Linked DNA regions of Mus musculus: regions 2 and 3 are each linked to region 1. The links are chromatin contacts, found by Hi-C or POLR2A ChIA-PET in ENCODE. All regions are on one chromosome and are shown on one strand. Each heading gives the region's core, a stretch centred on a gene start or an enhancer-like site at or near the end of the contact. The rest is flanking DNA. Distances are from core to core; before and after follow the strand shown.

Region 1 (3,773 bases), core at 69-2,568:
GAGATGGGGGGCGCAGAAGACAGGACCTTCCCACGGGAGCAGAACGACTTCAATAATGCTGTCCTCAAAACAGGTCCTGTTCACCGGAAGTCCATCTGCCAGCCATAGGGAAGACAAAAGCTAACTGGGAGCCCTGATGTCCTATAGTCACCCAGACTGGAGGGAAGATGACAGCAGGGCTCCCATACACAGAGGAGGTGAAAAACTCAAACCTTTGGACAGCAGCCTGACCTGAGTCCAATCAAGTTGTGAGGAACAGAGGAGGAGGCCTCAGAGTAACAGGGGGCTCCATGTTCTTTATAGCAATCTTAGACGAAGCTGGGATTCAAATCCCCAGAGTAGAGGGAGGAAATGTGTCAGGGGTAGGGGGTGGGTAAGGGGAGGCTGCAGGGAGAAACAAACAGAAACTGAGTGGAAAACAGGTCTTTGGCCAAATAGCAATATTTGCTCCCCTGTCTGGAATTCCCCAGTTGTACTCTGTCCTCTGTGAAGTTCATCACCCTGTTCTTCCAGCCTACTAAGTTGTTTACTTACTTGATTGTTGGTATTTAAAAATAAGAAGATATCGAGGGTGTGCTGGCTCCCTCCCATAACCCCAGCATGGGGGAGGCTATGGTAGGACTCCCAGATCAAGACCAGTGAAGGTTACATAGTGAGACCCAGTCTCAAACTAACAGCAATAATACAATCTTACATATATCTTAGATCTTCCTAATTTCTCTTGAAAGATCAGAAGTGGTCAGTGGTAGGTTCGCTACATAGCTCGCAGAGTTAACTGACACCCATCACTCAGCAGCACCGTGCCCTCTGCACCCGGCCATGCATGCACCTTATCTACTTAGTCATAGAAGAACGTTTTTCAACAACAGCTCCAATTAATCTGGCCCTTTGATCCCCTGACATTCATTCCTGGCCATCCCTAAGCTAGAGCCCAGATTTCCTCCCTCTCTGGGCCAAGCACAGCAGTCCGCTAGGCAGAAGGCATAAACTGTGGGAAGACACCGCACCGCGCACGCGCACTCCCAAGCATCCAGGTTGCGGCTGGAAGCGCACGGAGCTGCTGACTACTCCAACCTCGGCGCTGCAGCTTAGGCCTTCAGTGTCTCAGGTCCTTTGCATTGAGATGAACAGCTCTAGCACTGGGCCTGACACCGTAGGGTCCCCGACCGGCTTCGCAGACCCCGGCTTCCCCGCGCGCACCTTTACCGAGCTGGAGTCTGGGACCGCCAAGGCACTGAGGCCGGCTCTGCTCTGCCAGCTCCAGAGAGGCGTTCACAGGCCACCGCCACCCTGGCTCCGCCCTCCCACCTTCCGGCTCCGCCGGCCTTCCGGGTCGCCGAGCTCTGGGTCCCCATGAGTCTGGGTCCTCAAGATGGGACAGGCCTGGGGAAAGATCTTGATGGCGGGGCGAGGCGTCCCTTCCGCGCCCCAGCGTCTGATTGACTGACACCAAGACCCAGGCTAGGAAGCTCTGTGCCTGCGGAAATGGGGAGCATCTGGGAGGGGACTCTGTGTCGCGAGGACCCGCTGCCCCCACTTCCTCTCCGCCTGGCCACCCCACTCAGTGCCCAACCTCACGTTTAGGATCTGGGACGGTTCCTGGAAGGTTCTCCTCGATCGCCCTTTGCGCTGGCTGGGTCTGTGACTTGCCGGACCCTTTCTCCCACAGGGTCCTGGACCTGGGAGATGATAGAGGGGCTTGGCTGTCAGGAGCGACTGCTGGTTAATTAACGCTGGGGCCTGCGTGGGACGCGCAGGGGCTGGTATAGCTTTCAGACCTCCTAAGACCAGAACAGAGCCCACTCCACTTGCAGGGCAAAGGGAGCCACTCAGAAAGAGAGCAGAGTAACAGAAAAATCCAGAGAGGCCTAGGGAGCAGTCCCCGCCCCCTGGTCCCAAGGACTCTAGGGCTGGCCTGAAAATATGCCAAATCTGGTATCTCTCCCAATACTGAACTTTAACCCTGAGCAAAGTCTTGAGTACGCACGGTTGTCAGTGACAAACTAGATACAGAGGGACTGGGCTAGCCAATGCCACCCAAATAGAGAGTGTGGCGAGCGAACTCCAGTCTAGGTCCAAGTGGCCCCTAGCGCGATCTGCCAGGTGGGGGTGGAGAGCTGCTGCGGGCATACAGATGATCTGTGCAGGGCCATATTATTTCTTCTTTTCTGTCTTCTTAGAAGGCCTCGAACCCCTTTTAACATCAAGATTCTCCTGGCTGGAGTGGAAAAGTCTGTGCGTTTTCGAGTAGGAGCTTTTGCCCGAGTTTGGGTGACTTTCAAGAGCCAAAGTTAACTGAGGCTAAGAATAGATTAGCTCCTTGCTCTCTGTGGAGCTATGAGGTGAGGCGCTTCAATGTCCCCCGCGGGCAGCGCCCTCTGGTGGCAAGGTCGAGAACCGGACTCGCTTGTTTTCTCCTTTGCCTAAATATCAGAAGTATGTAGCAATGATGGGAACAGGAAAGTTCAGTGGAGAATAGAGACTAGGCTATAAGACATCCACACCGACGATGAATAAAGCCCTAAAATTATCACCCTGACACCTAGAAGTGTTCCTAGACAGCCAGTAGCGGCTGAGGCCGTCTGTGAAAGAGGTGCACAGTAGGTGTGTGTACATCCACAATCCTGTTACTCAGATAGAGCTCCTTCTGAGGCAGAAAGCTCAACAATTTGAGGCTAGCTACCAGGTGCAGGGGTGTACACCTTTAATCGAAGCACTTGGGAGACAGAAACAAACAAATCTCATGAGTTTGGAGCCAGCCTGGTTACAAAGAGAATTCTAGCTGACCCAGGCTACATAGTGAAACCTTGTCTCAAACAAACAAGCAAATCCATCAGGGTTTGAGGCCAGCCTAGGCTGCAGATGGAGACCCTCCCTCAACTTTCTTCCTTCCTATCCCCAAGTTCACACACTGAAAGTCTTTAGTAGTGGACCTTTGGGAGGTGACTAGTGGCCTCATATAAGAAGCCCAAGGGAGCTTATTGTCCCCTTCCTCCATCTATGAAGTGCTTAGCTACACTAGACCTGAAACCTGCTGGTATCTTAATTTTGGACTTCCTTGTCTCCAAAGAAATTGGTTCAGTAGCTCAAATTCCCTATCCTTGCTATGTTGTTACAGCAACTTGAAGGGACTCCCCTGACACTCCCCTGAGCCTGTAGGAAAGATTCCTTTCTGTCTCTCTTAGCTTCTGGTAAAGTTACCAGTCTTCGATAACCCTTGGCTTACAGTGTTAATCTTCTCTATTGCTGCATGGATGTGTGGTGGGGGCGGGGGAGGGGAGGACAGTCTTCTAGCTGCAAGGAATCCCTAACTAAGACAGTTAGATACACAGTGACAGAGTTAGGACTCCAAGTCTTTTCGGGACAATAACAATTCAACCTGGTGGTCAAATGAGATTAGCCCACATAGGCTCATATGTTTGACTATCTGGTCCCCAGTTGGTAGAACTGTTTTGAGAAGTGACCTTGTTGATGGAAGTGTGTCACTGGGGGTGGATTTTGAGGTTTTAAAAGACTGATGACATACCCAGTGTGCTCTCTGCTTCCTGTCTGTGGACCAAAATATAAGCTCTCTGAGGCTGGAGAAAAGGCTCAGTGGTTAGGACTACTTCCTCCTTTTCTAGAGGACCTGAGTTCAGTTCCAGCATCCACGTTCATTTCACTACCACCTTTAACTCCAGCTTCAAAGGGCTCTGATATCTCTGGCCTCCACTGACAACTGCATCTGTGTGCACAAACACACTTAAAAATTAATAAAAATAAGTGTCTTAGGG
Region 2 (3,681 bases), core at 527-3,026, 76 kb after region 1:
GCAAGTGTAGGCAGTAGATAGCTGTGGTCTGCGAACTAGGGTCACCCTGGAACCAGCATGATAGCTTTATTGTTAAATTCTTAGGGCTGGGCTTTAACTTTAAAGGGCTTAACCCAAAGTTTCACTTTAAGTTTATCATCTGCTGTTGAATCCAACAGGGTTTGGAGAATATGGGGTCTGGGGCTCAGTCTGCTTATGACATCCTCAACAAAATCTCAGCAGCCTGGGACATCACCATTATGCTAGTCAGGACCTATGGGAAGGGCACACTCCACTTTGACTTCCAGAAGAGAGTCACTGGGAGCAGAGACAGGCTTACCCCGAGGAAGGTCCCCAGAGGTATTTAGACCCCGCCTTTCACACTTCTACAACTTGAGTACAGGTCTTTCTTTGCTAGCAGTCAATGTGCTCAAGGCATTCGTCTCAGTAGCCTGTATGTTCCACAGACCTGGGTCAGTGTGGGTTTCTTTTCTCTCTTTCTTTCTTTCTTTCTTTCTTTCTTTCTTTCTTTCTTTCTTTCTTTCTTTCTTTCTTTCTTTCTTTCTTTCTTTCTTTCTATATCATTTACTAACATAAGGGAAGTGACCCTTTTGGTCCAAGATACAGAAGGGGCAACGGGATAAGAAAACAGAGTGAACAAGAGATTGGAAGAAACAAGTGCTTTGCCATAGTTTAACACTGGAGGGGACGTCCTGGGGAAAGGTACGCCGGAGAGGAAGTGGTTACCAAAGACCTTCAAGTTTTCCGGAAGCACAAACAGCTGGAATGGGTCAGAAGAGAGTAAAGCAAGCTCTGAGGCTCTGGGGTGCGAAAGGGCACCGGATGCTGGATCCAGCAGCTCGGGCGGAGGGCTGAAGGTCAGGTCTGGGGTGGGTGAGGGTCACTTCACGTTTGTGAGGCATGTGCATACTCTGAGGTTGATGAAAACACTTGGAGTAAAATTATAGGCTGGAGACTGCCTCACCTCATGGGGACCTAAGGGTCAGAGAGGCTTTCTGCAAACGGGTTGGGCCCATGTGTGCTAGAGGCACAGAAATGTGCTTGGGTAGCCTAATGAATGAATGAATGGGTGGATGAATGGACCAGAAACACTGACAGGTTAAAGGACCTGCTGCTGGTCCACAGGAGACCTAACAGCAGCAGCCTGAATGCTGGTTCCGGTCCCAGGAGCCACAAGCTGTTGTGACCTTGGGGACACCCACGCGCCGGACTCGGCCCGGAACTCTGCGTCTCAGGGGCGGGGAGGACGAGTCAGGAGGGACAGTGCGCGCGCGCGGGAGACCGGCGGATGACGGGTTCTTAACTCCGGGCCCTCCCGTGCCTCACTCCAGTCAAGCCCGGCCGCCGATCATTGCGATCTGCCCTGCTGACATTCCACTTGGGCGGCCCATGCCGCTCCTCCCGGCCCCGCACGCTCAGAATCCTTCAGGCGCTCGCGCCAAGATTCTCCCGCGTCAGCGAGCCCGCCCCGCAGCCGCGCGCGCCAGACGACTCTCCCGCGTCCCGCCCCGCGCAGGCCCCGCCTACCACGTCCGCACCCCGCCCCCGGCGCGCAGGCCCTGACATCTAGCCCCACCCCTTTAGTGCATGCCACGCCCGTAAAAGAACACGCCCCCCGGGAGGCCACGCCCCCACCAGAGCTCCTCGCTGGTCCGCGCGGCGACGGGGCGGGCCCCGGGCCTGCGGCGGCCGCTGAGGGGCTCGCAGCCCTCGGGGCGGGGCGCGAGGGCGGGACGGGGCCGGTGCCGCGCGCTGGGATTTTTAAATGTCCCGCTCGAAGCCGGGCGCAGGAGCAGCCGGCTCGACAGCCAGCGCGGTGTAGGGGGCAGGCGCGGATCCCGCCAGCGCCGCGCGCTCGGCCGCCGCCTCCCGCCTCCTGCTTCCCGCTCGCCGTCGGCCTCCTGCCCGCTCGAGCGCGCCTGCCTGCGGCGGACACAGCTTCGGGTACGGGCTGCCTGGACTCCCGGGACTCCCGGGACTCCCACGACTCCCAGGCGTCCGGACCGGGTCCGACCAGACCGGACCGGGCCCGGGTGGGGGTGGGGCGAGGCCGGGTCACCCGGTCCCCTGAGGTATCAGCTCGGGGTGCCCCGGCCGGGGTGGCTGTGAGAGACGGGTCAGGGGTAGGTGTAGAAAGGGACACTGAGGCAGCCCCGGCCCCGAGGACGGTGATGGAGCGGGGGGTCCTCTTGAAGGGCGGCTGGGCCTCCATCCCCAACCTCAGGTTCGGACCCAGGGTCGCAGGCTGCTGGCGGCGCCTGCGGGTGACAAGCCACCCGGGCCCATCGGCCATTTTCCCGGCCGGCCTCCGGGCCCAGGAGGCTCCCGCCGCCGCCGCCCGCGCGGGAGGGGGGAGGGGTGCCCGGGACGAACTGGAAGACTCAGGTCCCCTCTGCGGGCCGTGCTCACCACGATGCTTGCTTGTTGTCCTCCCAGGTCTGAGTTCCAAGCCCAAGTCCTGAGCCATGCCAAGGGAGAGGTGAGTGGCCTCCCTGCTGCGGGAGGGTAAGGGTGAGTAGCGGTGGGGGAGGGGCGGCCTGAGTTTTTGGGGAGCAGCACCCCATGACACCATGCCCTTGCAGAGACTCGACGGACCACAGCAACATGAAAGAAGAAGGTGGCTCCGACCTTTCAGTCCGCTCCAGAAAAAGGAAGGCAAATGTGGCCGTGGTGAGTACAAAGGATACAGGTTGGGAAGGGGACAGCCCACCCCCCCTTCCATCTTACCTGGGTACCAAATTTGGTTCTTCTTACCTACTAGTGAAAAGAATTAGTTGAGAGAGAGGTTTCCTTTAGTTGAATGTCGTTCATGACCTAACAAACATTTCCCCCTTTTTCTCTTGTGTTTTTTGTCTTTGGGTCGCACCATGTGGACCCATGGTGGACCGGGATTTTTTTTTTTTTTTTTTTTTTTTTAGTTTTTGCAAGACCCAGATGAAGAAATTGCCAAGATTGACAAGACTGTGAAAAGCGAGGATAGCAGTCAGGTAGGTCTGCTGCCTACAGGGTATTCTGCCTCCTGGGTTCCAGGTTTTCTTTCTTCCAACTTTCCCAAAACAGAGCTGCAGGCCACATGGCTGAACCTCTGAAGCTTGTCAATGTGGCCTGGTCTCAGTTGGGCCTGGGGTTGTGGGAGGGGTTTGTGTTTCCTGAATGGCACCTTTAAGGTTACAGGTACTGATACCTGGAGGAACCAGAGTGAGTGTATAATTTGGTCCTTTCTAAGCCCAGGGGGAAACTGAGTCTTATTAGAAGGTAACCCAGAGTCCTTTGCAAACCCAGCAGAGCTGGGCCTGCAGTCTTACTGCGGAAGGCTAGTTGGGGGATAGGACTCCCAACTCTTTCTCCCTTGTCCATTCTTGTGACTTTTCCTAATCCCAGCAGTAGAGAAGCAAGGGCAGGCCCTCTGAGTTCCACGCCAGCCCAGACCGTAGAGTGAGACCCTGTAGCAAAAACTAAACTTTTCTCCTATGCAACCCAGAATGTTCCACCATCAGCTCACTACATTGATCACTGCTGTCTGGACCTTACGTGGCCTCAGCAAGGATCTGTAATGACGTGTGTCTCAACCAGTATTTCATTGGCTGCTCCATTTCTTCTGTCCCTCCTAATGTGGTGTTTGCCAGATCTTTCTAATGCAGCATGGTATCATAATATGAGAAGATCCTTGCATGCAGAGAG
Region 3 (3,770 bases), core at 1,031-3,530, 99 kb after region 1:
TTGCCCAGCTTGGCTTGGTTCTGTGCTGACTTCATTCTCCACTTGCTATTTTCCAGTATCTTTTAGGCTGACATTCCTGCCGGCCAGAACTTCCCTCTCAGAGTATCAAGCTGAATGAATGGTCCTTAATCACAGTGGTCAAGGAATGTGGAGCTAGGGCAGGACAGGCATGTGGCATGAATCAGTCCCTGGGGCAGAACTCATCATCGGAACTACCTGACACCACAGAAGCAGGGGGTGGGGGTGGGGGTGGGGGTTGAGGTGGGGGGTGGGGGTTGAAGGGAGGGAGGGGGCGGCTGTCAGTGGTCTGGCAAAAGCAGCAGATACAGAAATAGCACAGAACCTGGTTAAGGCCTGAACAACAACAGAGGTGAGCTGCTGAACAGCGGCATCCTGCATTTCACAGCAGGACTCTAGCTGTAACTGGGAAGCCATGGTCACCCACTCCCCAGAAGTTGCTAGCTCCATTACGCAGTTTCAGTGACTGGCTTGGAGAAGCAGGCCTACCCCCATAGCCTCGGGGTTGGGCACAACTCAGCAGGGTTCTGTTAATTCTTCCTTTCCGCTGTGTCCTAGGGCTCCCAGTGTTTTGGCTTCCATATACCTTTTCCTCAACTTCACTCAGAGTAAAGAGGCAGTCCGAAGGAGGGTCTTCCCTAGCCAAAACTCCAAATTCTCTACAGAAAGCCTTTGTGCACCACGGAGCAAACCACACGGAGTGAGCCCAAAACCCCATGGCTGTTCTGGGAAGCACGGGCACAACACACGTGGTTGAATGTGCAAGGGCACTAGTTAGAGGGCATGGGGAGATTAAAAACAAAAGCATCATCTCAGAGGGACATATTGAGGCTGGAATGTTGGTAAATGAATCTGGAGAAACTGAACAAAACGGAGGCTCAGCAATTTGCCCAAGGTCAGACACTGAGCCTGGCTTCAGGGCCTACAGCTACATTGAGCTGCCTCGGAGCCTTAGCCTTAGATTAATGGAATGTCCCATTAACAAGCTCCTGAACCCTCAAACCCAAAATTGGGAGGGGCCCAGGTATGGGTTTTCAGGGCCGCAGGACCTAGCCGCTTAAGCCTGAAGAGGGCGCGCATTCCTCTCCGGGACTGCTGGCAGCTCAGCCTTTCTGCCTGGAGCACGCTTCCTACCAGTCCCAAGCACTCGGGTCCCCCCTTTTAGGCCTCCTCGGGCCCGCCAGTCCGGGATGACAGCTTGGCTGGGCCCCACGCCTGGACTGCGCCCGGTACGGCGCCTCCCCCCGGTCACGCGGCACAGATGGGAGAGGAGGAGGACGAGGAGGAGAGGAAAGGAGGCCCTTTGGGGCAGAAGGGTAGGAACCCGCTGCACTGGGCGTCGCCTCTGAAAGGGGCTCTGTGCGGCTCGGGGAGAAGAAAGGGGCAAAGAAATGGAGGAGGAGCTGTGTAAGGAGCAGTGATGCAGGCTCAGGTGTCCGGACCCCACCGCAGTGTTCCAGCCACACCCAGACGGAAACCATGGTCGACGGTTTGGCCTGCGCCCGTCTCTAGACTGCTAGCTGGGGGAGCAGGCACCCCTGTCACCTCATTGTGCACGGAGCAATAGGCCTCGCCATGTTAGCCAGACCAAATGTAGCCCTTAGGGCAAGGGCAGAACGTAGGAGTCGGAGCCCAGAACCTCTTGCCACGCAAGCCACAAAGCAAGGCCCAGGAGCCCTGCTGTCCAGGGCAGATCTTGGTGGCGCCACTTTCCAGCCACGTGGCTTGGAGCAAGTTTCTTTACTTCATCTGTGAAATGGGAGAGCGCGCACGTAGTGGGGTTATTATGTAGGGGGGTTTCGTCCCCTAGGGCTGGGCCTGCCTTGGTCACAGCTCTCACCAATGCAGCGGGATAAAGAAACTGAAGTTGGGGACAGAACCAGGCCGCCCCAGTCCCGCGCCGCCCAAGACCTCCATGCGCGCGCGCGCGCGCACCTTACCCGCCTCCTCCTTCGGAACCCGCAGCCCCGCCCTTCTGGCTCAGGCTGAGCTCCACGTGCGGCGTGTTTACACACGTGACTCCAGGGCCCGCCCACCCAGCCTCCGCCTCCGATCCGACCCCGCCCCTGTCCCCGCCCCATGTCCTCTGCGGCTGCGCGGCGTCGAGCTAACGCAAAGCGCCTCTGTAACAGAGCCAAAGCGTAGGTGGATCTCTGGGTAGGCGGGACTTTGGGCCTCCTCGTGGCTTCCTCGCGCACCGCGAGGGGGGCGGGACTGGACGGTCACGGGCGGGGCCAAGTGTGAGCGCAGGCTCTAGGCAGGGCGTCGCGTGGGCGGGGCTGAAGAGAGCTGGGCGGTGGCGCTGGGGTCCGGCGCATGCGCAGGCACACCAAGCTGTACAGCTTTCAGACCTGCTTTCGCCACGTTCCTAGTCCTGCCCCTGTGTAGGCTGAACCAGGTAGAACTAAGAAGGACACATTGACGCCCACATTTCACTGCGTTTTGGGCAAAGACGGGCTCTCCAGGATTCTCTTCCCTTGCCCTCCTGCTATTTCTCCCTTTCTTCTGGATTGGTTCGGTGCAGGCCTGTTGTGGCATCCTGTTTGTCTTTGATACCTTACCAGTCATACCATTGAAGCTCATTACACCTTCTCTTTTTCCTCTCTCCCTCTCTTCCATCTCTCTCCTCCGTTACTTCCCACCCTCTTCTTTCTCTCTCATACTAGGGATTGAACCTAGCCCTGAAGCGAACTGTCCTTGTACCGTACCGCCACCCCACTGGGTCCAAAGAATTTCAGCACCTACATGATGACACAAGTGGAAAATTGCTTCAGTACCGTGCCTGCCTGCCTGCTGCCATTTTTACTTTTTCTTTTTAGAAACCAAGTTTGCCCAGGCCTGCCTTGAAGTCTCTTCGTAGACCCAGGCTAGCCCTGAAGTACCTCTGTTAGGCCCAGGCTGGCCTAGAATTTGTGATCCTTCTGCCTCAGCGTCCCAAATAGCTGATATTTACAGTCAAACCCAGCTTCCGTAAACCCTAAGCAGACTCCGAGATCGTGCTTTATCCCTCACCACTAGCAGACTTCCTCCTAGATGTATCACAAACCCTTTTAAGCCAACATATATGGAGTGAGCCCCTTTTTTCTCTGAACTTTGTGTCACACCCCATTTCTGCAGTGCTTAGCACTGCAATCCACCTTCTCAGGAGGTTAGGCCTCAGACAAAGACAATTAGTCTTGATGACTGAAATTTAAATGCCTTGTAATCTCCCTTCCTAACCAGGGAGCATTCGGGAAACAGAGGTGGCCAGATCTCTAAATTCAAGGCCAGCCTGGTCTACAGAGCTTGTTCCAGGACATCCAGGGCTACACTGAGAATTCTTGTCTTGAGGGGGAAAAGAAAGGATCTCCCCTCCCTTCATTGTCTGCTACACTCATGTCTGTGACTCCAAAAGAGCCTCACACTGTATCTGTTTGGATTTTTAGAAGATCTGCCATCCTGTTTGTCTTTCCTCAAGTCTAGCTAACATTTCTAAATGATTGCATTAATTATCTGTAGGGAGAAATCCAAACCTCTTCATTAAAAGAAAGACAGGAAAAAAGACAAAGGTGTCTTTGGCTCTCCCTCTTGGTTCCAAGACCACCAAAATTATCAAAACTGAGGATACTAAACCTTTACAGAGGATAATGTAGTATCTGCTTATAACCTGTATATAGCGCTCTGTGTCTCTAGAGTATCATACTTAATGCCATAATATATATTATATATTATGCTCTATTGTCTAGGGAAAAACATAATTTGGAATTTTCTAT

Evidence for each region. Hi-C counts contacts between places; a loop is a spot of excess contacts on that map. ChIA-PET counts read pairs that join two places held with the same protein, here RNA polymerase II (POLR2A).
Region 2: POLR2A ChIA-PET joins it to region 1 with 12 read pairs in Patski. The contact joins the promoter of Ccne1 here to the promoter of D530033B14Rik in region 1. A Hi-C loop is called at or near these places in 1 of 37 maps with a recorded cell type or tissue (v-Abl transformed pro-B cells). POLR2A ChIA-PET finds 5 or more read pairs at or near these places in 3 of 5 experiments (Patski and embryonic stem cell).
Region 3: a loop to region 1 is called in a map of heart, with 1.9 times the contacts of the local background. The contact joins the enhancer-like site here to the promoter of D530033B14Rik in region 1. A Hi-C loop is called at or near these places in 1 of 37 maps with a recorded cell type or tissue (heart). POLR2A ChIA-PET finds 5 or more read pairs at or near these places in 2 of 5 experiments (Patski and embryonic stem cell).

Annotation. Positions count from the first base shown.
Region 1 is chr7:38,181,327-38,185,099 of GRCm38, reverse strand. D530033B14Rik (RIKEN cDNA D530033B14 gene) reads left to right here and starts at 1,318. Exons shown (of 1, transcript NR_165180.1): 1 at 1,318-2,528. It overlaps 1600014C10Rik (RIKEN cDNA 1600014C10 gene), which reads right to left and starts at 1,313. Exons shown (of 4, transcript NM_028166.3): 1 at 1,201-1,313.
Region 2 is chr7:38,105,585-38,109,265 of GRCm38, reverse strand. Ccne1 (cyclin E1) reads left to right here and starts at 1,776. Exons shown (of 12, transcript NM_007633.2): 1 at 1,776-1,944; 2 at 2,437-2,479; 3 at 2,583-2,670; 4 at 2,919-2,987. The coding sequence starts at 2,466.
Region 3 is chr7:38,083,466-38,087,235 of GRCm38, reverse strand. All of the region lies in intron 3 of Gm30771 (a long non-coding RNA gene), which reads right to left. Among named protein-coding and RNA genes, the nearest start is that of Ccne1, 22 kb to the left of the region's middle. Within about 2 kb of position 2,280, at least 1 of the 3 ENCODE cell types and tissues checked has a DNase peak (open chromatin) inside an H3K27ac peak, as active enhancers do; it is heart, where a contact is called at or near this core.